Linked DNA regions of Mus musculus: all the other regions are linked to region 2. A link is a loop called in an ENCODE intact Hi-C map of the cell type or tissue named here. Cell type or tissue: left cerebral cortex. All regions are shown on one strand. Region 1 has its middle 5.7 kb from the start of Gm33604. Region 2 has its middle 2.2 kb from the start of A830019L24Rik. Region 3 holds the start of Gm34434 (a long non-coding RNA gene). Region 4 has its middle 6.0 kb from the start of Gm46828. Region 5 has its middle 2.9 kb from the start of Lmo4. Region 6 has its middle 18 kb from the start of Gm34434. Region 7 has its middle 4.2 kb from the start of Gm33758.

What was found. A loop is a pair of places that touch in the nucleus more often than their neighbours do. Peaks named below come from ENCODE experiments on the same cell type or tissue, not always from the same donor. Only the 100,000 strongest peaks of a DNase experiment are listed, where the experiment ranks them.
Region 1: it touches region 2 in a loop (3-fold over the local background); 2 of 42 quality-filtered maps call a loop at or near these places.
Region 3: a loop joins it to region 2, with 4 times the contacts of the local background. A loop is called at or near these places in 3 of 42 quality-filtered maps.
Region 4: it touches region 2 in a loop (8-fold over the local background); 7 of 42 quality-filtered maps call a loop at or near these places.
Region 5: it touches region 2 in a loop (8-fold over the local background); 7 of 42 quality-filtered maps call a loop at or near these places.
Region 6: it touches region 2 in a loop (5-fold over the local background); 3 of 42 quality-filtered maps call a loop at or near these places.
Region 7: a loop joins it to region 2, with 2.5 times the contacts of the local background. A loop is called at or near these places in 2 of 42 quality-filtered maps.

Annotation. Positions count from the first base shown.
Region 1 is chr3:143,499,692-143,503,691 of GRCm38, reverse strand. No RefSeq gene overlaps it. Among named protein-coding and RNA genes, the nearest start is that of Gm33604, 5.7 kb to the right of the region's middle. In left cerebral cortex, no CTCF peak of the experiment used is centred here; a DNase peak (open chromatin) is centred at 1,556.
Region 2 is chr3:143,238,904-143,242,903 of GRCm38, reverse strand. No RefSeq gene overlaps it. Among named protein-coding and RNA genes, the nearest start is that of A830019L24Rik, 2.2 kb to the left of the region's middle. In left cerebral cortex, a CTCF peak has its summit at 1,955; DNase peaks (open chromatin) are centred at 1,378, 1,945, 2,187, 3,441 and 1 more place; H3K4me3 peaks cover 358 bases; H3K27ac peaks cover 2,228 bases.
Region 3 is chr3:144,379,078-144,383,077 of GRCm38, reverse strand. Gm34434 (a long non-coding RNA gene) reads left to right here and starts at 923. Exons shown (of 3, transcript XR_001784068.1): 1 at 923-968; 2 at 3,595-3,683. In left cerebral cortex, CTCF peaks have their summits at 1,897 (motif pointing right) and 3,977; a DNase peak (open chromatin) is centred at 1,917.
Region 4 is chr3:144,240,321-144,244,320 of GRCm38, reverse strand. No RefSeq gene overlaps it. Among named protein-coding and RNA genes, the nearest start is that of Gm46828, 6.0 kb to the right of the region's middle. In left cerebral cortex, a CTCF peak has its summit at 2,083 (motif pointing right); a DNase peak (open chromatin) is centred at 2,093.
Region 5 is chr3:144,206,200-144,210,199 of GRCm38, reverse strand. No RefSeq gene overlaps it. Among named protein-coding and RNA genes, the nearest start is that of Lmo4, 2.9 kb to the right of the region's middle. In left cerebral cortex, a CTCF peak has its summit at 2,443; a DNase peak (open chromatin) is centred at 2,436; H3K4me3 peaks cover 208 bases; H3K27ac peaks cover 223 bases.
Region 6 is chr3:144,398,284-144,402,283 of GRCm38, reverse strand. No RefSeq gene overlaps it. Among named protein-coding and RNA genes, the nearest start is that of Gm34434, 18 kb to the right of the region's middle. In left cerebral cortex, CTCF peaks have their summits at 2,340 (motif pointing right) and 3,912; a DNase peak (open chromatin) is centred at 2,359; H3K4me3 peaks cover 462 bases.
Region 7 is chr3:143,597,559-143,601,558 of GRCm38, reverse strand. No RefSeq gene overlaps it. Among named protein-coding and RNA genes, the nearest start is that of Gm33758, 4.2 kb to the left of the region's middle. In left cerebral cortex, a CTCF peak has its summit at 2,278 (motif pointing left); DNase peaks (open chromatin) are centred at 659, 964, 2,264 and 3,802; H3K27ac peaks cover 2,950 bases.

The DNA of each region.
Region 1 (4,000 bases), 260 kb before region 2:
TCTCAGGATACAGCTGTATCAGGCTCCTGTTAGCAAGCACTTCTTGGTGTCCACAATAGCATCTGGATTTGGTGTCTGCATGTGGGATGGATCCCCAGGTGGGGCACTCACTGGATGGCCTTTCCTTCAGTCTCTGCTCCACTCTTTGTCCCTGTATTTCCTTTAGTCAGGAGCAATTCTGGGTTAAAATTTTGGACATGGGTGGGTGGCCCCATCTCTCAACCAAGGGGCCATGCCTAAACTATGGATATGGTCTGGAAAGGTTCTCCCTCCCCTTTGTGGGGTATATCAGCTAATGTCATCCCCATGGGGTCCTGGGAGGCTCTTGCTTTCCTGGCATCTGGGACTTTCTGGTTGCTACACCCAGTTCCCCATCCCCTTATTGCTACACAGCTCTGTTCAATTTCGTGAACCTCTGTACTTCTCCTCTACCTCCTCCCATATATGATTCTTCCCTTCTTTTTCCTCCTTCCCCTATTCTCTTCCTCCCAAATCCCTTCCACCCTCTACTTCCCTTGATTACTTTGTTCTCCCTTCTAAGTAGGACTGAAGCATCCACTCCTTGGTTTTCCTCTTGAGCTTCATGTGGTCTGTGAGTTGTATCATGGGTATTCCAGATTCTTTGACTAATACCCACTTATCAGTGAGTACATATCATGTCTGTTCTTTTGTGACTGAGTTACCTCACTCTGGGTGATATTTTCTAGATCTTGCCATTTGCCTGCAAATTTCAGGAAGTCATTTTTTTTTTAAATAGCTGAGTAGTACTCCACTGTGTAAATATACCACGTTTTCTGTATCCATTTCTCTGTTGAGGGACATCTGGGTTGTTTCCAGCTTTGGCTATTATAAAAATGGCTGCTATGAACATAGTGGAGCATGTGTCCTTATTACATGTTGGAGCATCTTCTGGGTATATGCTTAGGAGTGGTATAGCTGGGTCCTCAGGTAATGCTATGTCCAATTTTCTGAGGAACTGCCAGATTGATTTCCAGAGTGGTTGTACCAGCTTGCAATCCCACCAGCAATGGAGGAGTGCTCCTCTTTCTCCATACCCTTGAAATGCTCTCATTATTAAAGAAAGTTAACTTGTCTGAGATTTGGTGTAACCGTCAACAATGAGATAAATGTTATCTTAACACATAACTAATAAATGCATGGTGGCGTGTAATTTATATTGCACATGTATTTAAAAAAATCTCAATAGGTACTTTTTTTCCCAAGTAGGATCAAAATGAACAAACAAAAACTAAACCTAAAGCAAATGTTACCAAACAAGATTACAGGGGCACCTCAGGGTTGGGGATGCAAAGTCTTTCTATCATTCTCCCCTAACCTTTAGAAATAAAGCGATCAGTAATATTGCCATCACTTAGGTCCTAGAAAGATAAAATGCATGCTAAGTGTCTGTATACAAAAGCATGACAACATTTCCTCCCCCATACAAAGTCTGACAATATGGGATGTTCATCAAAATGCATGAATAATGCACCCACCCAAAACCTGCTATCATATTTTGACTCAAGATTTCATAGATTCAAAACAATCAACTTGGCAATTTAAACAAGATCTTCAGCAGCAAATCTGTGGCTATTACAACGTAGGATCACTGTCCTGGGTCTAACCTCCTCTCCCTCAACTTCATGGTTTTGGCACAAATGTCTTTGTTCTTGTGGTATCCTCCTTCTATGATTTTTGGCAGGCATATTACATCCCTTCTAAGGCAAAATTATATAACACAAGGATTTAAAATAGTTCACTTTTCCTACTAAGTCTTTAATATTTTTTTCTGGAATTCTATATTCAGATTCTTCTAAATAAATGGCAAGTGAATAAACAGTACATTAAGGAATCTGCTAGGAAAACCTCAGATGATTTTTTTAGTTTTGCTGATTGTCCTGGAAATTTTTATTTCCCAGCATCGTTCTAGAATGTACAAGAGCCACTTAATTCATTAATGTGCTCCAATCCTTCATTGTTCTCTATGTAAATTGCTAAAAGCAACATTTTGTACGTGACATACGAATGTGTTGATTCATAACAGCATATCGCCCCTGTCACACCAGGGATGATTTATTCCCTCATAATCCAACCAAAGAGAGCAGAGCCAAACAATCTGCAAAGTCCAAGTTTATTTATACTGTAGAGCCGTCAATTTCCTGTTGGGTTTGGTATTCTTTTCTCTGAATGATGGGCAGAGAGTGAAATGTGCTATATATATATATGGAAGAGAGTCATCAGTTTGGGAATGAGTTTCCTTTGAAATTATGCCCAAATGAATCATGACCTTAGTCCATTTGGTCTTCTGAAGTTTCCTGTTGAGCATCAGTGGCCATAAAAATCTTTCACTGTCAATAGGATTCGTCACTTGCCAATGGAGCCCCTGTTCTTAAAATACAAAAATCTAAGAAAGATTCACATTGGGTGGCAAGCAAGGTCAGCTGAGTCATCAGTAAAGTGCCACAAAGGGCCACGTGTTTCAGCTCCTTTATGAATCTCTCCACTTCTCCCTAGGATAACAATGGAGCCCTTTGAATAGGTGTCATGCTGAGTAGAGGAATCCTCCTGAATTCACAGAAAATGCCAGGTCTTTGCTTCCCAACTCCTCACCTAATACAAGGATTCATTTTATGATTTTTGGAGTCAATAAATGACTGACTATTATCCCAAGTCAGGGATCTGTATTCTCCTTTTTAGCATGCCACTATGACAATAGCAACTTCGAACCTGACTATCTGTCTATCCTGGACATTGTACACGTTCCCTTTCATAGGATGCTAAATGTAACATCTTTCATTTCTGTGGTTTTAACTTTCCATTCTTTGTCAACAGTTACTACAGAATTAGCAGACAATAGGTCTGAAATTGAGCTGGAGTAAAAGAGCTTAACTTAAACAACTACATCTAGAAAAATTCATTATTTATTCACAAATTTTTCAACAGGGAAGCCCATTAGAGAACTACCTCTCCTTGTTCTATGACTCACAGAAAGCTACGGGAAAGTGACAGTAGTTGTAATTTATTGTGAACTGTTTATAGATTAAGTTTGCCAGTGACCTATCACTAGAGTCAGGCAACCTTCACTGAACTTACTGGATTTCTTTGTCTCTTTCTTGAACCAGACTGAGAGCATCATCACAATAGATGCAGAAGAGCCTACAGAATCATCATGGTTTAGAAGAAAGAATGTGTACTCTCACTTTCTGTACAAACTGAGAGGAACTAAGATTGGTCTACAAAGGGGCACTGGGAGGGACAGAAAATTAGAAAGTCCAGTAACCAATTTGATTGTAGACTTGTTTGTCCAAAGGATGTAGAGTGCTGATCCAGGAGCTGCTGGGTGGCTTCCACAGTGGATAACAGCAAGACAGGCCATGAGAATGAGAAAATGGCTTCTAGGAGAAAGAGGGCTGAGAAACTGGAGGGGTAATGAGGTAATGAGGTAATTTGTGTATTGAGAGATCTCTACCTGTTGTTATTTGGAGCAAGATCATTCCTATGTATTTAGAGAGTAAGTAGTGGGGTTCTCTCCAGTTAGTATCTTTCAGTAGGAAGGAAAAAAAATACAACTTGCTACTTAGCACTCAATCTCCAGACTTGCCTCTACTTTGACGATAATAGGATCTTTAGGAGGTAGGGAAGTAAGTGACTAGAGCCTGGCTAGCCACTTCCAGATCTACCAGTCCTATGAAGAGTTATCATGCATTTTCTCTCTGAACTCTATTATGCCTTCCTAGTCATGACTGACAGAGCCATCAGAAAGCATGGACTCAAATCAACCCTTTGTACCCTTAAGTTCTCCTGTCAGATATTTTGGTCACAAATATGCAAAAGAAATTAATATACCCTCAACTGGTGGCCTCTGCCCACCTGAGTTGTTTAAGTTCTATGAAACCATCAGTATTGCCCAGGAGGCTCTGTTTGCAGACAGCTTCTATTCTATAATTAGGGTCTGTGCACAGGTAGAACAAACCTAAAGAGCGATACCTAGCACTATCTA
Region 2 (4,000 bases):
ACTGGGCACGTGTGGGCACACACAGAATGGCAGTCACAGCCAAGCAGCTCTGCTCTTCTTTCTTTCATTTTTCACTCAGGAAGAAGCAAAGGGAGGAGGCAGCACACTTACCTCTTAAAGTGTTTGTTTGGAAATAATATGCAGAAAGAGAAAAACAATCCTCAACTAACGACCGCCTTCCTCACCATCTGCTTAATCTAAACATTAGCATATCGCGGATCCGAGTGAACTCGGATTGCACTGGAAAGGGAGTATTCTCTGTTCTACTTTTTCAGAGCCTTAATGGAGGAGTCAAGTGAGAATTCTCTGTGGGATTATATGGGCTTATGGGCTTCCAATGCATGCATTTAGGGCCACATTTTCAGTCCAGCTTTAACTCATCATAGGAAGACCGGAGGCAAAATTGTGCCTGGCTTAATTAGCGCAAGTACTAATCAAGTACTAATGAAATTTGCCCACAAGCAGTCCTTTAGATGAAGGCACAAGTCTCACACACACACAATTTCCGTATATATCACTTAGCATGTCAGCACAAAAGGAGGGAAGAATTGAACAATTCCTCCCTAAAACTGGCTTCGGGCTAACCACAGGCAAACATCCTCTCTGCCCAGAAGTAACACACTAGTTTCATCAGTGTAAACTCTAAGTCCAAAATCTGCAAACTGTATCCTCGTTTACCACATTAGGCTGCAAATTTATAAAAAGACAGAGAACACCATAGACAAAGACACTTCATTCCTCCTGATTTACAAGCTATTTAAGACTTGAACTTAGGAATGTGTGCATTGTAATATTCTTTAAAATATATAGATGGTCTTTCAGTCTAAAATACAAGTCCATGAGAAGTGGCTAATACTGGACCACAGTCCTAGTCCTGTGAACATAGCATGTAAAAACAAAAACAAAGAAAACAAACAAACAAACCAAAAAAACCCACCCATTTTTCTCTCCTATAGTGATATATCTGGAGTATTGTTTGTTAAGTTTGCTGTTCAGATCTGCCTAAGCATGGGGCTTATTTACAACACAAATATTAATGATGCTAAGGAAGATGTTTTCGATCTATAAATTAAATCATACTAATCGAAGATGTGGTTAGTATATTGAATTATGTGTAAACATACCAAAGTTTCACAAATAAGAAATACTTTTTCCCTGGGGTTATCTATGATACTTGATGAAAACTAAAATTCTGGATCAACCCCTTTCTGAGGAGAGGAGAGGCTGAGTGAAACAGTGATTAACTCTGAAGAGCAAGGAAATCAAGGGAAGACGCCAGGAGGACCCAGTATTGTCACCTCTTCTGCCCACGAGAGAATATTCTTCCCTCCGAGGGCTGTTCCATTTCAGGTGCGAAAGGCTCTCACTTGGGAGAAGCTGAAACTCACCCACTTGAACGGGTGAAGAGCTAGAGGACCAGTTTTTCTCTTTATGAACTATCGACAAACATCACTCAGGAAAATCATCAGCACAGGTAAGGGCTAAAGAAGCAGCCAATTCACACAGTGTCTTCTTCATAACATGAAATTCGAGTGAGGAGGAAGAAAACCACGCAAAACCTGGATAACCTCTGTGCAATTGAATTGTCACCTGTGGTCCCATATAGCAAAATCCTTCCCCAGCAAGTTCATGACTTCGAAATATTAACCTTGACCTTGCCTTGCCTGGCTGTTTCGGAGATGCTTGCTGTTGTCTGGGTACTGTGCTGTACTCATCCCTCCCTAAGCAGACCCAAGTTTTCCCTACAGAAGGGTGGAACGGGAATGGGGACAAGGGCCTTTGTGTCACTAATGAGCTATTTCTTTTCTCAATTAAGCAAAGGTGTGTATGCTATAAAGAGTGCAAATGTTAGATGCTGTAAATGCAACAAGAAAAATTCCTGCAGCCCACCAGACATTAACAAAATTCAATCCCTGCTATTCTTCAAAGGAACCAAGGGCCCCATCTGCTGATGCTTAAATGAACTACAGTAGCAAACAGATTAAAAACAGCTCATGAGGAAGGGTAGCATCCAGCTAACTCTAACTAATGTCTAATAAAGGATCTGAAACTCTATAGGCCCTGAAGGAGTCAGGGAACCACTGTGACTTGGTACTCCTTACCCTCCCTTGTCTGGAGTCATAAATGTGGAACATTCTATGCAGTTAGGATTCATCTCACTTTATTTGAGTCTGCAGTACAGAGGCATCATGCACTGCCTTCTTGGGCCACCCTCAAGGCTGCCTTCACTGTCTACCACCTCCCTACCAGAACACGTGGCTGGAGAAATCACCCCTGTTCCTCCCAGTGATGACTGGAACTGACTGAAGGGCTATGTTAGTCGTGATTTTCATGATGATAAAAGCTATCCAGGGACTTCTCAACCAGGGACAGCCCCAGCACATGGGCTGGAATGCATTCTCTGGGTCTCCTTTTGTTGATCATTTTAGAGACTGAACACACTGCAAAGCATCTGAGAAATACCCAGGCTGGCTTTGCCTAATGAAGTTTCAGGCTCTGGTCACAGACGTACCAACTACCCACTCTTTGACCTTTTTACATGGAGTTCTGCTTACCTTCTAACTAAAAACCCAGAGTGCATGGTCCTTTATTTAAGCTCCTTTGTTTCTGGGCATAGCATTGACTATATCACCCTGAAGGGCAGAGAGAGAATCTTTAGAAGTTTTGTGTTAGGAACACAGTACATTGCATATCCTAAGTATTTGATAAAAACTAATTAAATCAGCACATCTTCAGACAAAGGAAGTGTCTCTCCTACAGTTAATTTCTTCATTTAATTTCTCCACTCTAAGTTGTGGAGAAATATATCTCTCTTATACCTATTTGAAATTTCATGAAGTTTATGATAGACACTGGCAAGCTAAACCCATTACATCAGTGGTTCTCAACCTTCCTACGGTTGTGACCTTTAACACAGTTCCTCCTGCTGTGGTGACCCCCAACTATAAACTTATTTTGTTGCTACTTCATAACTGTAATTTTGCTACTGTTATGGATCATAATATAAATATCTTGTGTGCAGAATATCTGTAATACGTGACTCCCAAAGAGGTTGCCACCCACAGGTTGAGAAGCAGTGTTTTACAGCTTTATTTAGACAACTTCTCCAGATACCTTAGGGATAGTGGTCTTCCTCCATGACAAACAAGCTGATGGGTACTTGGTCAAGATTCTCTGATCACTCCTAGAATAGATGTGAGTGTTCACATCAAGCTTTGACAGCTGCCTCCCCTGTAACATTGGTCACTGTGTAGAAAAGAGAAAAGAGGAAGGAGTGTTGGTTTGTTGTGGTACTATGGAGTTAAATGGCTATCACTGGCTCCTTTGGCTTTAAAGTTTAGGCTTTGGTGGGTTAACTACTTCCAGTCCCATTTCTATGACGATTCCCTAGTCTTTCTATCGAGAAACAGAAACCTGAGCTAGAGCAGTGGGATTAGAGGTTTGGAATACTTGGTGCTCTGCAGAAAACCCATGTTGATTTCTAGCACCGACACGGTGGCACACAACCAACTGCAAATCCATTTACATGTAACCAGATGCCTGCTTCTGGCCCCCAGTGGCACTGTACTAATGTGGTGCATAAGCATGCATGTAGGTGAACACTCATTCATGTAAAATACAAACAAAATAAGAGAAAGAAAGGAAGAAAAAAAAGGAAAGAAGTAGAGAAGAAAGGAAGGAAGTAGAGAAGAAAGGAAGGAAGGAAGGAAGGAAGGAAGGAAGGAAGGAAGGAAGGAAGGAAGGAAGGAAGGAAGGAAGGAAGGAAAGAAGGGGGAATTCATGAAGATCTGCCTATCTGCCTTCTGGGCTATTTTAAGCATTCATTTTGTATTGAAGTCAATGGCTGAACATTATCTGGCTGCCTTTCCACGTAAAAACCATCCCTCTCCAGTAGCCCATCTCCTTCCTTACAGAGCTCTGGACAATCAGCCATATATTTAATTTTTCTATGAACTTTTCTCCATGTCTTTCTTTAGGAGTGGCTCTTGATTAACTCAAG
Region 3 (4,000 bases), 1.1 Mb before region 2:
TGAAATTATCAAAGACATTTTTCAGTTGCCCCTTCCCTGCCCCCCCCCCCCCCGGAAAAACATATGCTTCAGTGCCAACTGAAACAATAGAGAAGAAGTGTTACCAACAGTCTTGTCCAGATGACCCTGCCCATTTGAGATCACCTCTTAATTTCAGCACAGGGGTCACCCCGTGAGTTCTTCTTTTTTTCTTTTCATTTTTCGAGACAGGTTTTCTCTGTGTAGCCCTGGCTGTCCTGAAACTCACTTTGTAGACCAGGCTGGCCTCAAACTCAGAAATCTGCCTGCCTCTGCCTCCCAAGTGCTGGGATTAAAGGCGTGCGCCACCACTGCCTTAAGCCACAGCTTGCCACTCACACGGTTACAAAACTCACTGTCCTTATTGCAGTTAAGGAGATGTGGAAAGCCCTGTGCTGTGATTTGCTGGGCTGTATACCGTAAGGGGACACTGCTGATTCCAGACTCCCGTATTTAATTTAAGCAGTCTGCAATACCTTCTTCAAATGGCTACTTATATAATAAAAATTAACTTGGGATATAAAAAAATACACCATTGTGGGGTTTATGACTTGGTGTGGTTCAGTCTCATGTCTTGGTTGGAAACATCTGTAAGTAATGTGTGCAAGGCTAATTTTAAATCCTGCCAAATATTTTCCATTTAACATTTGACAAACTTGCAGAGGTGGCTTACAGATCTGTACGCTGTTCCCAGGGCCGTAGACCTCTTTTTTTTTAATTTTCTTTTTTTTTAAAGAAAATAACTGTAATTTAAAACTTGTTTTTCAAACACCTTTTACATGTCAGTGCACACAGGCTGCCTCTTGAACCTCTTGAAGATACTGCTGCAATCAATCCACTGCCCCTAAAAGTACTTACCTTGGTTTTAACTTTTGCTTTAACTTCTATGGTAGGTGGGGAGCCAGCAGAAGCCTGGAGAGTTAGTTGGCTGTGCAGGAGAGGATGAGGTGGTAAGAGCCACTGCTGGGGGGGATGGGGAGGGTGGCCACCATTACAGGCATGGACAGAGGAGACAGACTAAGCCCTTCCAGGGCGTCCAGTAATCAACGTTGTGTTTCTTTACTGCTTAAAAACCGAAAGTTTTCACTAATCCTCGAAGGAGCCAGGCCCTCTGATCTATCCATGAATCTGAGCTATAAAACTGGTAAAAGCCAGCCCCTCCTTTGTCCGCTAGTAGGGTTACCCAATAAAACGGAGGGCCCAAAAAATGTGAATTTCAGATAAACCACAAATACCTTTTTGGTTCAAATGCATCCCCGCCAGTATTTGGGACATACTTATATTAAAACTAGAGTGTGGCAGTATCCGGAAGCCAAAGTCATCCGGTATTCGGTTGCTGAACCGGGCCAGCCCTTCCATACCTGGGTCAGGAGGGTTTGCTGGCTGCATCCTATGGGTGGCCTGGATTTAAGCAAGAGGGTGGGCGGAAGCCATTAATGGCTCCCTAGGAATGGGGTGGTCCCTGGAAGATCTACTACGGTGGTTATTAACCCCCCCCCCCCCCCGCGCTATGAATTGCTGACTCAACATCCGGACAAGCGGGGAGGGGGGGTGCTGGACCTCAGAAACATAATTAAACTGTTTCCACGGCTGACTCGAAAATAAAAGTGTGGGGGTGGGGGTGGGGTGGGGTGGGGGGTGGTGAGAGAAACTTGTGGGGGAAGTTAAACAACAAATGGTGAGGTGTGGCGTGAAACCTCAGGGAAACTGTCGGTTTTGCTTCAAGGGAATTGAATTGTGAAACTTGCAAGTTGCGAAATTTCACTCGCTGATGCCTGTGAGAACTGAAGTTTGCTCTAATTGTCAATTAAAGCTGGGATCTAAGGAGCCTTAGGGCGGTGCTGGCCCAAAGGGAACCCGGCGCGGGCGGGATGGATGTCAGTGCTGGCCACTGGGGGTCAGGATAAGCTCGCAGAGTGGCCCTTCGACGGGCTGTGCGGTCGGGAGGGAGGGGAGCGAGGCTCTGCCCTGGGAGGCGGTGCCTGTGAGCCAGGCCTTGTTGGCCTTCCTGGTTGCCGGGAGAGTCAGGTACCAAATGGCCTTTACCAGAGTGCAGTCGGCTATGTGCAGATGACCACGTCCTGATAACAAAAGAAGTATGGGCCTTGTTGAAGATTTTATGAATCAGCGAACAATTCATTTGCATTCATACGGAGACTTAAGACAGAAACAGCCAAGCCTTGAGTGTCTTGTCTTAGAAAAGTTCTAAGAACTTGTTTGGGGGGTGGGGGGAGAGAGAGAGAGAGAGAGAGAGAGAGAGAGAGAGAGAGAGAGAGAGAGAAAGCATACAGAGGGGAAGGGAGATGGGGAGGGAGGGAAAGAGATACAGAGGGTGAAGGAGTGAGGCACGGAGAAACAGAGAGACACAGAAAGACATAAAAAGGGATTAAAGAGAACACCCCCCCCCCGCACCCCCCTCCAAAGTTAAGATGCTTGTGAGCCGCTGTTGACTTCAGATGAAGGTTGCCTTCTTGTTAACCCGGGACAGGACGCAGCCTCAGAAGAGGACGCAGCCTCAGAAGAGTCTCCCACCAAGGGATTAACCACACGGAACAGTTAGGGAATGTGAGGTCTCCGAAGACTTGAGATCAAGGAGTCTAAAATGTTTGTAAGGAAAAAACTCTCAGTGGCTCGGGAGCTTTACCGAGACACTTTAAAGGAGAATCAAAATTGCCCTTATTTAAGAGCTTTGGAGATCCAAATATAAGCCTTTTTTTTTTTTTTTTTCGCCGAGAAGGCCACTCACTCATTTGGTGTGCCTTTAATGCTTACAGGGAACACTGGGGTTCCTATTCGGTCCCCAAACACAACTTTATAATTTTTTTGAGAAGTCCATTTTTCTTTTTTCTTTTTCCCCTTAGTGCCTCAGATTTCTGTTCTATTTGGGGATGATATGTTGAAGGGAGTTTGAATGGCGCCTGAGAGACAAGCTTGGTGTCTTTCAAGTGGCTCCAAGTGCTTGGGTGGCAGGGTTCCTCACATTGGGGATGATGTCAAAGGTTCTCTGATGACAGTCACTTGGTTTAGAGATGATTCATCATGGGCATTTCAGCCATATATCCAGCCATCTTTACTGAGGACTCCGTCTTTGTAGGGCTGGTGTTGAGGTGGGGGCGGGGCATGGTATCTGAAAACAGAATCTAACGGGGTGGCCAAGGATGTGAAGGGACACAGTAAGCCCTTGACTGGCCCAACTCTGTGTTCTGGCCAATGAGGAAATCATAGTTCTTTTTTTCTGGAAGGAGGAGAAGCCACAAGTTTATTTAATCTTTTCTAGGCAACTTATTTTTATTGCATTTTTAATTTCCTCTCCTGCATTACCGTGACCCCTTTCCCTGGCTTCCCACGCCTGTCCTTAATTACTTATCATTAGCAGTGTACACGGGGGCCTTGCTGCATATTTATAAATGTGATCATTAGTACATGGAAAGACAAAGGCTTCTTTAAGACTGTCATTAGTTATTCTGTTTTCATGGAAATGTTCATTAGGAGAAACTACCCACCTGGTTAAATAATTATAATTAAGAACTGGTGATCTCCTCTGCATTTTTAACTTGATCTTCCGTCTGTTTGCAGGAGGCTAAACAAGCCTTATTTGGCTAGCATTCTATCATCTTTCATTTTCTCCAGAGTTGTCAACAAATGCAGAGGCCTTGTTTGAAACGGTAGGTGTTGACTGATTTACAGCGCGGTGGATATAATTTTGGTAATCCAGTGGTTCGTCTCTGAGCCTGCAGACCAGTCGTGGAATGGTTGAGTCACACTGAGTCCAGGAGCTTTGGCTGGTTTTAGTCCTTGGACCTTCTTTGTCCAAGGCTGTCCTGAATCTCTAGGACCAGAGAGATGCTGGGCTTGGCGGCCACTGGCTGTGACTGCGCTGTGTGCCAAGTAAGACAAGTAGCAGTTGGATGGTGTGAATGTCAGTTTTTATGTGTTGCTGACTAGGGTACCCACAGCACCCACTGGTGGCTGCGTCCTTGCC
Region 4 (4,000 bases), 1.0 Mb before region 2:
TTCACAGATACAGCTAGCCTTGCTTGTCAGCTTGCTTTGGAGATTTCATATCTCTGTCTGAGGCTAGAATTCTGCAGCCATTCATGTGGGTTTCTGAGGATCTAAACTCCGGTCCTCACACATAGATTTGAAGTCTTTTAATCACTGAGTCATCTCCTCTGCTCTGGGGCTTGCTATTTTCATAGTCAATATATGTTCTGAAGAAAACAAACGGGAGGAAAATTCATTATACACATGTCCCCCACACAGTATGTAGAGCACACTGAATAACCTGGCAGTTGTAGCTGGGGCAAGCTCTCCTCACAGCAGTGAGACTGGAAGATGCTTTATAAGGCTCACATCACACAAAAGGCTAGGGCAGGATGTTCACTCAAGGTTTGTTAGTAACAATTTATTCCCTAGTATTACTAACTGATAACCTACGAAATACAAATTAATCTGGAATATAAATTCTGGAATTATCAGGTATTTGGTATTTATAAGACGTATAACCACGACCAGTTATGTGGGTGCATACCTTTAATTCCAGTACTTGCAGAGGCAGAGGCAGAGGCAGAGGCAGAGGCAGAGGCAGAGGCAGAGGCAGAGGCAGAGGCAGAGGCAGAGGCAGAGGCAGAGGCAGAGGCAGAGGCAGAGGCAGAGGCAGAGGCAGAGGCAGAGGCAGAGGCAGAGGCAGAGGCAGAGGCAGATACCCATGGTTTCAAGGCTAGCCTGGGCTACATAATGAATTCCAGAACACCTAGAAGACTGTCCTAAAGACCAAAACAAACAAAAAGTATAACCACATGAAAGGAATCCTTAAAATTATCTAGTTCCCTATTATACAACGCAAATATAGCCAGCAAGAAGGGTCCTTTACTGTGCTCTCTAGAAATGTGGACATCCAAGCTGTAAGTCTGGCAGCCCCACAAAGGCAGGTTTGGCTGGCCAGGCTTAGTGACAGAGTCCCTTTGCAGCTGTTGAGATAATGGGCCTAGGATCTGAATGTTTCAGAGATGCCACTCAAAGGCTGCTGCACATATCCTTTTGTTTACTGGCATGTGCAAACTGGTTTAATTAACCAATACAGATCACCTCTGTTCAAGTGTTACTTGATTTACTTCACCTGAGCCCCCTGACAGGGTCTTAAGCAATGAGGACTTTGGTCCTCAAGCAGCAGACAAATGAACAACTAAGACCGGGATGGGAAGGGAGATGTAGGCACCACAGAGGAGACATGGGGAGTGGTGGCCACGATGCCACAAACCTGCAGGGGGAGGAGGCAGAAGCTTCCTAGAGTTCTGCGCTTCTCTGCGATCCAGCAAGCCAGGACCTTAGGGTCCGGGGGCTCTGGGTGGCATCAATACCTCGCCTGGGTGTGTGATTTGTACAGTTTGGCTCCTGTGTCATTCACCTTTTAAGGATCTGGCTGTGACATTTCCAAGGAGGCACAAGTCACAGTGAGTAAAGCAGGAAAGGCTAGCCCCTTCCCTCAGCCAATATTGCCTTGCCTGAAACCCTTGAAAGGGCTTGAAAATGAAGCAAAACCATCCCTCTTTGCAGTTCTCCCATGTCTCAGTACACACAAGCATCGTAGGTAGTTATAGCACTCTGTTTTTTTTTTTGGGGGGGGGGAATATTTTCTTTATTTGCATTTCAAATGTCATCCCCTTTCCCGGTTTTCCCTCCGGAAACCCCCTATTTTATCTCCCCACCCCCTGCTTCTGTGAGGGTTCTCCCTCACCACCACCAGTATCCACTCCCGCCTCCCCGCCCTGGCATTCCCCCACACTGGGGCATCGAGCCTTCACAGGACCAAGCCTCTCCTTCCACTGATACCTAACAAGGCTATCCTTTGCTACCTACGGGGCTGGAGCCATGGGTCCTTCCATGTGTACTCTTTGGTTGGTTGGTTTAGTCCCTGGGAGCTCTGGTTGGTTAATATTGTTGCTCTTCCTATGGGATTGCAAATCCCCTGCAGCTCCCCTAGTCCTAGCCAAAAAGGGCTAGGCAGGCTCACAACCAAAAATATATCACACTTTTTAAACCACCTACTAACTGGCAGGTCTGACGAGTCTCGGAATTACGCTTATAAGCAGAGCGCCAGCAGATGGCGCCCTTTGTCGTTTATTGCTGCTATTGCCCGTGGAGAAAAGTGTTTGGCCTGGCTTCTTTCATTTGGGTAGCACAAGTAGTGTTTTCAACTGTTTATTATGCATGAGCCAAAATTCCATGAATGTGTAACATTTTCTCCCGTATTTCCCTTTTTATAACATCATTTAAATTCCGTATTAATAATTTAAAAATGTTCTGGATTTTAATCACTTTTCTCATCACTAAAATATCTGATGAAGAGATTTTTTTCTCCCCCTGCTGAAGGTGACATAGAGGAAATGCTCTGCAAGGAAGGAAGAAGAAAGTCTCACTCTTAAATCGAGCTCACCACCCCCTCGAGTGCATCACCCCATCTTTTTAGTTTAATTGAATAGTATTTATTTAATTAATAAAAAAAATATCTGTCTAGTGCAGGTTTCAGAAATTCAAGGCTAGAATAGGCTGCCATTAATAAAACAAGTTTTTTTTTTTATATCCAAGTTTAATTATGGTGGTGTGTGTTTGATAGCTTGTTACTGTAAATAAAAGGGATAAAGGCAGCCCTTCACTGGAGTAGCTGGAGAGCTGTGAAATATGTACCTAATTAAAACTATTGGTGTAAGAGGCCAATAAAGTGCATGTGCCTACTAGATGTCTTATTCTAATGAATCTCGGCTAATTTGCTCTGACTGATGAATTTCGGTGTTAGTGGTAGGGCTGAATAATTATGAAATTTATCACAAGATACAAGGACTCATTAAGGATTACTCAGGTTGAGTAAGAGGGATGTCTTCTTTGTCAAGAACACAGGCCTTGACCGACATAATTACAGCAATGCCCAAAGAATAGCCTGATTCCAGTCCAGCCCCCAGGGAGTGTTCAAGGCCAGGACTGGGCTTGTGTTTCCAGATGAGATGGGCTGAGCCACTGAGGTGGCCTGAAGACTGTGTGTCACCTCTGGAAGAGACACCTGTGTGGCACATGGACCATCTCATTGGTGGTTTTAACAATGACCCTTCCCTTCCTGTGTTTTTATTGAAAAGGTTTCCCCATTCTTCATGAGGAAAGTGCGGAAGGTTAGCATTCAGCAAGGACACTGCTGTGGGAAGCTCCTGTCTAGTCTCCAAATCCTGGCTTGTCCCCTGCCCCTCTGCTGACAAGTTTTACGTCTCCATGTCCCACTTATTAATTAATCGGAGTTCATGAAACCCTGGCCAGTAGACTCCAAAACCGAGGCTGTGACTAGAGTCTAGTTGTGTTGCCAGCTTCACCTAAGCAACTCCCAGGATGCGCCACAGGTAAAGTATATCTGAGATGGAAATGGAATTCTAATGGTTAATTGTCTGAACATCTTGCCTCATGCTGCTGGGTAAGCAGGCTGCAGGTGGAGAAGACACACCAAGATCCCTCTCCTGAAAAAACGGGACATGAAGTCAGCAAGATGGTGACCCTTCCCTGGGCAGTCAGGGTCCCAGCGTAGGGAAAACGGATCAGTGAAAGACCACTGTGAGACCCCGAATCAGTGTATCTGCCTGGGGACCAGGCAGCAGGAGCCAGTGAGAAGGAGGATGGGCAGCAAGGCCTACTGAATGACATTGGATGGCAGCTCAGCTGGAAGTCTTGTAAGACAAATGCAGACTTATTTTCCCTCCAACATCAGACATGGATGTTCCCAGAGCTGCAAACCAGGGATGGCACAAGGCTCACGGACCTGTGATCTCAGAGCAGTTACAACACTGGGGGTGGAGTGAGGTGGTGGTGGTGGTAGGTGAGTTTTTCCTCTTGCCCACAAGTCAACATTTTGTATAAACAAAGAACTTGGAGTTCTTTGGTTTCAAAGCATAGATATAAGTATATACGTGTATGTACAAACACACACACACACACACTTCTAAATATGATTTAAAATAATGATAAAGTCAACTGG
Region 5 (4,000 bases), 970 kb before region 2:
GGATTGTACTCCCCTAATTCCAACAGAGTCATTCATTACTATGAATAAATATTCTCATATTTTCATCAGTTTCTTTGGTGAGCAAATAGAAACTAGTATTATATTTAAAACGACACATTTCATTATAAAACTACAGAGTAAAAAAAAAACTTAATTACATCAAGACTATAATTAAAAATGACACAGAAGTTGCAGTTTAGATTGCTCAAGATTTCTGAATTATTAGCCTTCCTTTTTACCAAAAACAGAGATAACAAAAGGTAAAATGAATTACATTGTATGGTTTTAGTTCCTTTTTCAATAAGTAGCCGTTTCCTTTGTCTTGGGGAGGTGGTAATTGATTTTAAATAGGATCACTGTTTTTGACAGAATGTATAATTTTAATATACTCAGTAGTAGTGACTCAGGTACATACACATTGCCTCATGTATACACTGGTTTTTGTACCTATTATTAATTAAACAATATAAATAATTTTATGGTTGGGGTCACCACAACATGGGGGACTTTAAGAAGGTTGAGGGCCACTGCTTTAGAAGGTCTGAGGGAGCACACGGTAGACTCAGGCAAATAGTCTGTTAATTGCTTTGCAGAATATCACTTGTGCTTGGAGATTGTTGACCGACTTACATATGTCTGGAGACATCGTCACTTCAAAGAAATCGTCACTAAGGCCATATTCCTAAATGAAGATTTACCAATAGATTTGGGGTGTAGTTAAAGTTCTGCTCTCCTTATAAACACCAACATGGGGGAAAAGGGTCTTTTTATTTATTTTTAACCATTCTAATTAAAGTTGACTGGCGTGAAAATAACCCATGCCTGCCCCTTTTTCCCCATCACCTTTCCCACCTTCCCTGTCACTGCTACGAGCTTCACAATGTCCTGACAAAACAGAAAAATTAAAAGCAACTTCTATCTTCAATTATGTGTGCAATTACAACAGTCTCAGTGCTGTTTCAACATGGCCACTCTCGTGTTTTCTTCAGCCATGTTCTGTTTCATTTCAATAAAAATCAATTTCTTCACTATGGTTTTAATTTCCTCATAAGATACACGTTAGGCTAGGTCTTTCTATCTAAAACTAAGTAGCATAAATAATTAAATAATTCGGTGGGATAGTTACCACATATAATCACTGAGAGTTTTTTTTTTTTTTTTTTAAATGCTGGAATAAAGCAACTGCTTCTTTTATCACGTGAAACAGTTCTTTCTCACCCCTCCCTTTCCTTCTCTTTCTTTCAAAACAGTTCGTTTTTGAGACAAAAATCTCATGTGGCTTAAGCTGTCTTGGACTTTTCTACACAGCCGAGGATGACCCGGAGTTTCTGATTCTCCCATGAGCTCCTTCTGAGCCGCAGGACCGCAGGCGTGCGCTACCACACCCGGTACGAGACTCCGGATCATACCTGCGGTACCAACGCTCGACCAACTGAGTTATATTCCCTAGTTCCCGCCTTGCTTTTCCCTTCTTCCTGTTTTCATTCCTCTTCTTTCCCCTTTTGAGGGTCTTGGTGGCTACAAATTTCCCAGGTCAAGCGGTCTTCCTTCCTCAGACTCCCAAGTGTCTGGGATAATAGGCACGGATGAGCAGTATCAAAACCTGTTCAGTTTTAACTCCTATTCTTACAAGCTTCAGCGTTCCTGGGTCCTAGTTACTGCACTGTGTGCCGCACACCCAGCCTAGAGAAACGCAACCCACCAGCTAGTCTACCTTAGTGTTTAGTTCCCTCACTATGGCAACTCTACTGGACCTTTGGAGTTCTAAGGATCTCTCTGATGGCAGAGTAATGGACAATCATCCTTGTAAAATGTCCTTTCTAAACAGCCTCCAATCAGAAACCAGCTTTGCACTGGCCTTCTAAGGGCACAATCTCTTCTCCTTTTCCTCATCAAAGAGCTAGATGCTTATCTTCAACTCCTGCCTATAAAGTCCAGGAGTAAGACCTTAGTTGAGAAGATGAAGTACAGAAAAATAATTTCAGGGCAAGTAGGGAAAGCAAAGGCTTTATCTGGGATCCATTCGGCTCCTATGTTGAATAAAGCCCCTGAAACGGGTTGTGTTTCTTTAAAAAAAAAAAAAAGTACCGGAGTTGTATGTCTCATTTTAGATAACTGGCTGAATGGTGACATCAGCAGGTCTTCCCAGGCCAACAGACACAATGCAACAGTATTCGGAATGAGTTAATTTTACTTTACATTACAATGATTTCTTGGAGCTATTTTTATAATGGTCTGAACACTTGTATTATATGTACCCTTCTCCAGCAGGGACTTGTATAGCATTTTTGAGTGTTTAGGATCACTGAAATCAGACTGGCATTGGTTTTTCTCTCAGTCCAGGCGCTTTTGAGAATACAGAGGGGAATCTTGCTGCTACCTGGAAGAGACAGGGATGTTTGGAGAGTAAAGGATGCAGAAATAAAGACTACCCAGAGGTGGCGCTGTGGTTAAAGTACACCTGAATTTTGATTACAGTGACTGCATTCCCTTCCTACTCCTCAAAGATGTTAGCCTCTACAACCTTTGAGCTTCTGTAACCACAGTGAAGCAAGATTTCTGGTAATATATCCCCGCCCATTCCACTTTACTGGAGTGTGTGTGCAGACTTCACACACAATCCGAATCAAAACACTAAAACCACCTCTAAAAGTTTAGGCCCCGGGGTAGCCTGGAGACAAAAGTTCAAAGTCCCATCTTTCCGACCCTTCCCCTTTCCTTCCCTCCACAAAGACCACCCAGACCCTTAGAGAGTCATTTAGTGATACCTGAGCACATTCCCCCTTAATTTACAACATTTCATTTTAGAATTACATATTCATTTTCATGTTCATACTTTAGGAAATACCACAACTCACCATGATTCTGTATGATATGTGTGCTGGTTTTTGTTTTTGTTTTTTTTTAAATCATTTTAAAGGAAAAGAAAATAAAGACCTTTTTTTTTTATGTACAATAAGGGGCTTGTACAGGTATGGAAATCTTCCCATATGATGTATTTTAATACAACAGTAGCCATGAAGATCTTGTGCAGGCCCGAAATCTCAGAGGGGAAGCAGAAGTATATCTACTTCTGCATCTGGTCTTAAAAGCAAAAAATCCCTGATTGCCTAGTTTTGATTGATTTAAATTGTAATGAGTCAGAGATGAACCCAGATATTACAATGTCTTATATCTTAAAGTGTCCTCTCCTCCTTTGAGGTTATTGTTTTGCTTTGCTTTGGGTTTTTTGTTAGGACAAAATAATAATAATAATAAAAAAACCTCTTTCCTAAATTGGTCTGTTTTCATCATGACCTTCTGCAGCTGTTGTCTGTATAGGACATTCCAATTATTATCACGTTGATTTTTTTTTAATAAAAAAGCTTTTAAGGTGAATGATCATAAGAACACAACGTTAAATACAAATCCATAAAAATAATTTTTAACTGTAGCATGTTAGGAACTCAAGGAGCTAGAATCCAGAAATGAGTATTTTTAACTGGTATTAAAACCACCCTCTTCCTGGTTTCATAGGCAATATTTATTCCTTTGCCCTAATTTTGGCAGTTTAAAGAACCAAAATTCTGCACACAGCTGCTAGGACTGTAGATTTTTTGCCTGATTTTTCTTCAACTTCCTTTCTTCCAAGCTTCTCCCACAAGACTGGTTTTAGTTAATGATACTTAGCAGTACAGCTTTGCACTTCCATGATAATTTCCAACAGAAAAATCTCTCTGGAACTTACTATTAATAATCAACCCTAGTATTAACCTCAGATCGGAGATTTATTAAACCTATTTGGCAGAGTAAAGTTGAATAACTTGATGTTCAAGGATCCAGGCTGAGCTCTGGCCCTGGAAAGAGGCTCTGAAGCTAGCTAGCATTCCTCAAATCTTGGTTTGTACAAGAAACGACTAGTCTTTTTTCAGGGTCGTGAGCTAGCAGCAGGTCTGGCAAATGCTCGCATCGCTTTAGGGGGCTACGAGGGAGCTAGCATCACACCCTCTACACTGAAGCA
Region 6 (4,000 bases), 1.2 Mb before region 2:
TGAAGAGGGCCATTTCCTTTCTAGTATCTGCCGTGAATCACAACCCAAAAGGAAGACAGAAAACAGGCTGGGGTGTAGGGGTGAGGATCAGAGCCGCGGCAGAGGTGGGGCTCAGAACCAGGCAACATTGTTGCCAGAGGCTGGGTAGAGTGGGAAATTGGAGGCAGTAGAGCCCCCCTAAAGGGTGGGGTTGGTTGGGGGGCTAGCCTTGGCTGGTATCTAGTTTCGTAACTGATTACACACACTGTGTAAATCTGTCAGCACCGGCACCCACTCAGTTTGCCAGACCTAATTAATAACTACTGTCAGCCCAGAACCAGCTTGAAGCTTAGAGGAGCAATGAGCTCCTACCCGCCCCCAATAAAGGGATGACCTCAACCCTGGAGGACTCTGTCCAGGAAACTCCCCCCTTTCCTTCTCCTCATCCCCAAAGTGAAAATTAGGGCAGCGATTCCTAGTTGGAACTTCTTGAGGTAGAAGAGTCTGATCAGAGAATCTGTTCTCTCTTGTGCTTTGACGGTTCTTTCCGTAGCCGAGCTACTGGGCCTCCCAGGTTCTCCTGGAGGGTTTCAAAATAGTGGGATGGTGTCAAGCCAGGGTTTGAGTAGGTAGACTGTAACTTTTGGTTGCTACCTTACATGTGAGACATGGAAGGGCTCATCTAATTGAGGGCTAGGCAATAGGTCCAGAAGGTCTTAGACATTATTTAGCTCAGTCCACTATGGTGCTGAGTTTGGTCACATGGTGAGTTTGAGGCCTAGCAGTGCCTGGGAGCTTCTGAGCTATAGTTCATTTCCTGTCTTAGTTGGTAAGCTTTCACTTTCCCTTCCTTTACCAAAGCAAGTTGAGGAAGGATTCATTTTAAAGCGGGCTGTGTTAGAGGATCTTGGCTTCGGGGTCCCGTTTCGCATTTCCTCCATTTATTTACTGACTCGTCTGATGTCTTGGGCAGGTTAACTGTAGGGTTAGCAGGGAGGGTAGTTATAGACAAGCAAGGCCCACTTGGCTTGCCACTGTGCACACTTGGCTTGCCCCCACTTCCTTCTTTCAGAGGTGGCCGTTGCTGGACAATATGACCCTTGAAGGAAGAGATCAACTGCCTGAGATAGGAAAGTTTTATCTCTGAGGTTATTGCAAGTGTGCTCCATCTGCTTCTGTCCAGATCCGAACCGGTAGCCAGATAAACTGCTGTGTTTATCAAGGCTAAACAATCGTCAGAATGCAATTAGCCTGGGAGGCCACTGGCTCCCGATAAGCAATGCCTGCAGCTGGACCCTGCTGAGGACCCAGTCCCACTGCTGAGGACACCACACTATCGCTACCCCCTAATATACTCCGAGTCTCTTTTTTCCCTGCCCTAAATTTTAAAGGGGATTTGATGTCCTAACACATTTGTTTTGGTGTTCTTTGCCCATATTGGGAAATAAAACCCAGTAGCTTTTATAGATGGATAAATCCTTTTAAAAGGCCCTTTTGTTATCACTGTGGGGCTTGTGTGCACTAAAACAGAGTTTTAAGGGACCGATGAAACCCTATAATCACAGTTTGCTATTTCTGGAGTGGACCCCTTCCTGGTATAGACAGAGAATCACAGCCCAGAGGGCCTGGGACTTGTCAGAGGAACATGTTTGTGAACTTTGGGCAGATGTGGGTTGGAAGTTTGGTGTGGCCACCGACCTGGGCCTGACCTTGGATAAACTCCTGGAGCCGCTATTTCCTCGTCTGTTCAGGGAAACCCACAATCTGAGCCTCGCAGCATTGTTGGGAGAGAGGAACACCGTTTCCCTTGGTCAAGGTCACACAGATAACCGAGCAGGGCCAACGCCAGAACTCTAAAAGCACATCCTGGCTCCCAGGTTTCATTCTTTCCACTTCAGGGTCTTCTCTCATCTCCCATTTTCCATTCAACAAAGTGATCTTGTCCTTTGTCCCAGAGTTCAGCACACTTCATATGCTGCACCCCCTGATGGCCTGAGGCCCCATTCTGCTCAGGGACTCATGTTTATACGATGACAGCATCTATATTTTTTTGTCTGGATGAATTAATAACCGGCTTGCCATTGTATTGAGGAAAAACCAGACATCACCTCATGGTCTCAGAAAGGGAGTGTCATTTTTCCTGTACCTTCTGGCAAATGTGCTACTTAGATTTAGTGGCAGCAGAAGAGATTTTACACGGGCGTTTGCCCAGCTGGAGAGTGTCATTGGTCTGTCCACAGCCAGGAGACACCCCATTCCTACCCCAACCTGCCTCATAACATTAAAGATTGAAGTTCTGACTCTGAGGTCCTAGATCTGGCCTGAGTTTGAAGCCTTTGCCTGGGCATCCTCTGAGCCTTGGACACTAGGTGGCGCCACAGGAACATTTGAGACACGTTGTCCACTGGCTAGGACGCGCGTGGCCCTGGGAAATCCTTTGGCTTTCCACCAGCTGCCTCTACCAGATTCCTCCCTCCATCCTGTCTTAGGACCTTCATGTGCTGCACTGCTGGGCGAGGGGGAATTCGCCCTGTGGCTACGACCCAGCATTCGAAACACCAATGGGCTAAGCTCTTTTGTCCTCTGTTACCCTCCTCTCCCCGGAGTCGCTCCCTGCCCGATTATTAATTACTCATTTGCTTTGATTGGCATCAGCTAAAGGTTTGCGTGTTGAGCAAGAGGCCGTCAAAACCCCCACGGCTCCTGCGCACTGCCTGCCTGGGACTATGCTGTAGTTGGGGGGTAACAGCAGCCCGGTTGTCACTAGCTTCAGGCACTGTGTGTCCCACCCCTCCCTGATGCCCAGTACACCACTTGGAGTCGGGCTTTCTCAACTTTCTGTTCACTTCGGTTCTCTTTCCTGGGAACCGGGATTCCCTGTTACATTTCAAATCACAAGGTGGTTTCTCCGGGTCACCTGCTGTCCTCTGGCCTTCCTGTCTGCATCACCATATCCTTTGCCCCATTCAGGCAGCTATTTAGACTCCTGGGCCCACAGACTCGATCGATCCCTGCACTCTACTACAGAGCTCCTACTCTTCACTGACGGTCCTCTATCTTCCACTATTGAAACTCTAATCATATTGAGCCTATAGGTCACCATTGTGTTCCTTCAGAATACCTCCCTGCGGAGAGCTGATGGAGGACACACTGGAGTGGAGATGTCTCCCAGCCCACCCCATGCTGCCTTGTCTTTTGTACTCTTGAGAACATGACATGAATTCTGGGGCGGTTGGTACATTCCTGCCTCCTTTAAGCTGAAAGCACACAAGGGCACACTTGTCAGGATGTCGAAATGGTAGCAACTCGACTTCAGAACAGGTTTTTTTTTTCCTTCCCTAGAAATTCTTCTGGATTTATGACATCGGTGCTAGAGCAGGGCTGGGTGATGCTGTTGGCTGGGACCACAAACCCAGCGACAGAATTCCAACACGCACTTTGACTGCGAGATCAAAGGCGTGATAGGCAGAAAACGAAGGGTTGAGTTGGCAGAAGAGAAAGAGAAAAGGAAGGAAGGGTTACAAGACCAGGGATGCCATGTAGCCATCTTCTGGCCTCTGCTTCACCCTTCTGGCCAATCACATGCTTAATGTCTCCAGCATCTGTCCCCTGCCACTACCTAACCCACAGGAAGTTTGATCTATACTAAAATAACCCTAGTGGCAAATCAAAAGGACTCAGTAAACAGTACCAGTTGCTACCAAGTCTAAGACCTTGGCCCAGACTTTTACCAAACTGCAGAAAAATTGAAAGGCACGTTTTATATACCATGTTTTTAATTCGCCCCCAGGGTGGAAGAGAGGCTATCAGAGAGGATGTGGCCATGCATAGGAGATAAAACATGTGAGCATACTGGCTTCCTTATTCCCACAATGGAATTTTCTCCAGATCCTTGCCTTCTGAAATGAGACACCAGATGCAATTGCACTGTGATACCACTAGGGTGACTCTGCCTGTGGCGGCACATTCTTACCATTGCCTTGTGTGGAAATCAGTGCAACGGTGGGAGACCTGGTCAAAC
Region 7 (4,000 bases), 360 kb before region 2:
TTTATATTTTTGAAAATCTGACCACCCCTACAGATATAAGGAAATTTCATTCTCAATCTAGCTGTAGGATTTGACTCTGAACAGAAATTCATGCTTAACAAGACAAGAAAGAAAGTTGTACTTGAGAAAAGTAGAAGGCATGCCAAACACTGATGAAGCCTGGATGTCTCTGACACTTTTGACTTATTTACTATCAGATGGTATAAAGAGAGAATAAGTCCAGGAAACCAGAATCAAACTATATACGGTGCGCTGTCCTTGGAAGGGTACCAGCCCAGCATATTGGGTCTCAAGACTCAGAACTGGTCAATTGTGCAAGCACTACCAGTTTTCTTGTTGGGTGATCTATCCAATGTTCTCATGAAGAACTCTAGAAAGATGTTACCTCTTCCTATAACAAGATAACAGGGATGGTTATTATGATATCTCCAACAAATTCAGTCAGATCTCAGCTTCCCATTGCAAATGACTAATGAACAAGTTCATTCCTTATTCTATGTACCTCTTTAAGCTCATCATGATAGTAGGGGGGAAATGTCTAGTGGTATTTTTAAAAACCAGAAAACATGTAGAATTGTATTCTTAGAAAACCAGAATAGCTTTAGGTCTGACCCATCTCTTTCTTTTGACAAATTTTTACCAGGCTTGCTAAGGGAGACTCTCCAACTGTCTTTCCCTGTGCTTATTCTGTTATGCAAGCTTCTATAGTCACTAAGAACCAAAAAGAAAGAGAAAATCCTTTTTAAAATGTCATCTTCCTTAGGAAGACTGTCACTTCCTCTTTTCTCCAATGACTTGTTTTTTCTGGAGAGATGCTGTGTTTGTTTACAAATATCTCAGTCTGGTCCAGGTTCTTAGCTAGAACTACACAAGGGAATGCATGGGCTGCAGACAGAGCTGGGTGAGGAGAAGCAGACTCCTGAACTGGTCTAAGTGAACTAACAACTCAATTTCAGGGACACAGGAGAATTACCAGACAGGCTCTTGACTACAGAGCAGAGCCTTGACTGTGTATTTTGCATGCATTTGTGCCACTACCAATCTGTCTGTTTGGAATGCAATAGTCCAGCTCTTTTGCTGGAACAAATGTATCCAGGAGAAAAAGCAAGTGCACCCCCAATTAGGACACATTCATGAATAACATAGCAAAAGAAATTAAGGTTAATGAGTACCAATCTATTTTCATATTATATTGCTCCAGTGACTCAAAGCCATGTAGCTCTTAGTTTGAAAGCCCATCAGAGAAACCATGATATCACATGAAGTTTCCATATTATTTTTGTCCAGAGAATTATCAGTAATAGCAACACATTAAAGCCCTTGGGCATCATTGTGAACAAAGTTTTCTAAAGAGAAAAGTATTGGTTCAATCACCCTTTGACTCCTCCCAGAGGAGACATTTAGGTCATCTCAGAACAAGAATTCTAAAGACACCCATACTGTGAGTGGAAAGGTATGCTAAATAATCCCTGGGGTTCCACCTTTTCTACATCAGTACCAAGGAGGGAGGGAGGGTGGATGAAGGTACAACTGAGAGTAGAGAGGGAAAACATCGTTGGCTATGGGATGAGTTATACTTAGACACCTTAAGGAGGTTAGAATAACATGGCTTGATTTCTTTGGAGAGCTTTCCCTCTAAGGGGCTCAACCATAGCAGTTTCAAAAATCTTCTCAGGTTTGAGAAAGCAGCCACTCTGACTTTGTGTTTCAGGGCAGAGTGAGTTCAATCAATTCTTTCCTTTCCAGCAGTTTTAAACTTTCTTTCAGACTCTTAGGCCATGGTAACAGTATCATGGCTCTAACCTCGTCCTTACTCAACCAATGTTCTGCAACACATTTACAATCTAAGTCTTAGGAACGGTCCTTGATCTGATACATACCCACTTGACTGAGGACTGATACAAAAAAACTTATCCTTGCCCTTGTTCAGAGTCAAAGCCAGGAACTCAGTTTATATTTGATACATTCTGTTATAGTGGCTCAGTCCTTTTGAACAAGGAGTATCATCCAGGAAGACCTAATTTACTATAAGCAGTAGCGCTGTGACTTGAACTTGGCTCTATGGACTATTACATCCTTTGTCATTCCTGTCAGATTATCTACAGACCCAACAAGAACCTGAGGATTTCTGGTCCAGATTCGGGTTGGGGCAGTAAACATTAGCCATGACTTGAAGAGCTGTTAGGAAAAACACTTTCAGAAGAGAACTTGAAAAAGTTCTCTAGGGGCCAGGTCACGCAGGGTGTTTTCCATGGTAACTGTAGCTCCCCCTGCTGCCCAGCTAATGGTGACAGAGGGCAGCTCCAAGAACCAGTAACTCTAGTAGCCAGTTAGCTCCAGAAGACAGAGCACCTAAACCCATCAGTCTGACACAAAGGCAATGAGCAGTTTGTGCAGACCTGCAGTGCCTGTTTGATAGAGCATGTATTTTTACAATGGCACCACCAAATTATTGGTTAAAAATCAAACAGACCAGCAGCAACAGGATTTGTTTTCACACAATAGTGGTACCCAGAGAGGTCTGTGTTCTTTCCATTCATTGCCTATTTCAGGAGACATTGCCCTCAGTGTCGTCTAACATTGTTCCTAGCAGCTTAACCCAGGGGAAAGCTGCATAATCCATGTTTTATGTTTAAGCTCTGAATGTGGGGGTTTATCTATGAAAAATATAGAGACCTATGGCATTGCCTGGCAGTGTCAGAGAAGCCACCGATAGTCATGTTTCTTTGAGTCCCACCAATATCATTTTTGTTAAAAAGCTTCTATTCTCTATCATGGGTATATATTGGAACTACCAGAAGAATTTTTAAAACTACTGATTCTTGTGGCCAATTTTTGGGGATTTAATTATCATGGGCTATGGCTTGAGAGTTATCTCCTACAGCCAAGCTTAAGGTCACGGTTCAAGGTCTCTTCACCATCCATTGAAATCCAGTGTCTCCAGGGAAGGAAAAGAACTGCACAGAGGGAATAGCTTGCTGCAGTGTCAGAGCAGTTGTGGACCATAGGGAATATCTCACTGTCTGTGTGTTGTCCTGAGAGCACCCGAGCCAGCCAGAACGTCTGAGACTCTTGGGTTCTACCCAGACCTACCAGCTCATAGTCTATTGGAACAAGATCTCCCCGTGATCTGAACAGATTCTGTTTGGGAATCTCTCTCCTCTCTCTCCCCCTTCCTCCTGTCCTTCCTCCATTTCCTCCTTCTTCTTGCTATGGGTTCTTGGAGTCATTATACTGTAAATAGTTCCTTGGATATATCTTTCGAGGTTGGGGGTAAAGGTCCCAGGCCTTTATTTCAATAGTCCTTCCAGATCGAAATCTTCCTAAACTTCAGCATATTTTGTTTGTTCGTTTGTTTTCAGTTGTTAGCTTTAGTTTGAGTTTCTAATGTCTGTCTCAACTCACAAGCACACTTTTCACAAGTGCTGACAGACTACAGTGGGCCTCTTATACAGTCTCTAAAAGTATTCCTTATAGGGCTGGTGCAAAAGCCCTGTCAGGACAGGGTCTGGTCTGCTGTTGAGACAGGATCAAACTCTGACAGCATCTTTGGTCCATCACAGCCTTGGGAGCAAATTTAGAGGACGATTGTTAGTTACTAAGGACTCAGAATGAAATGAAAACCAATCCTCCACCAGAAGCCAGTCATTAAGGTTAGCAGTGCCCCTTAAGAAGAAGGGGACACTGGCACTGTGACCAGGTTCCCCCGAAAAGCAATGCAAATGGGGTCAGCTAAAATGTGGGAGACAGGATCGGCTTTGCAAGAAAAGGAAGCAACACAGTGAGTGCTTTAGGGAAAGGAATGGATCTCTATGGGAACTGCACTTCTTCCTGTCTCCCTCACGCATCCCACTTCAAAACATATAGTGAAGCATGAGTTTTAAAAGATTCATATTGAGACAGAAACATTACAGAATCTCCGTTGCTCTCTTCACTTTTTTTTTCAGTCTTGTTTTCTTTCTAGAGGCACGGAGTCCTCTTTATGATGCTTTTATGTCTA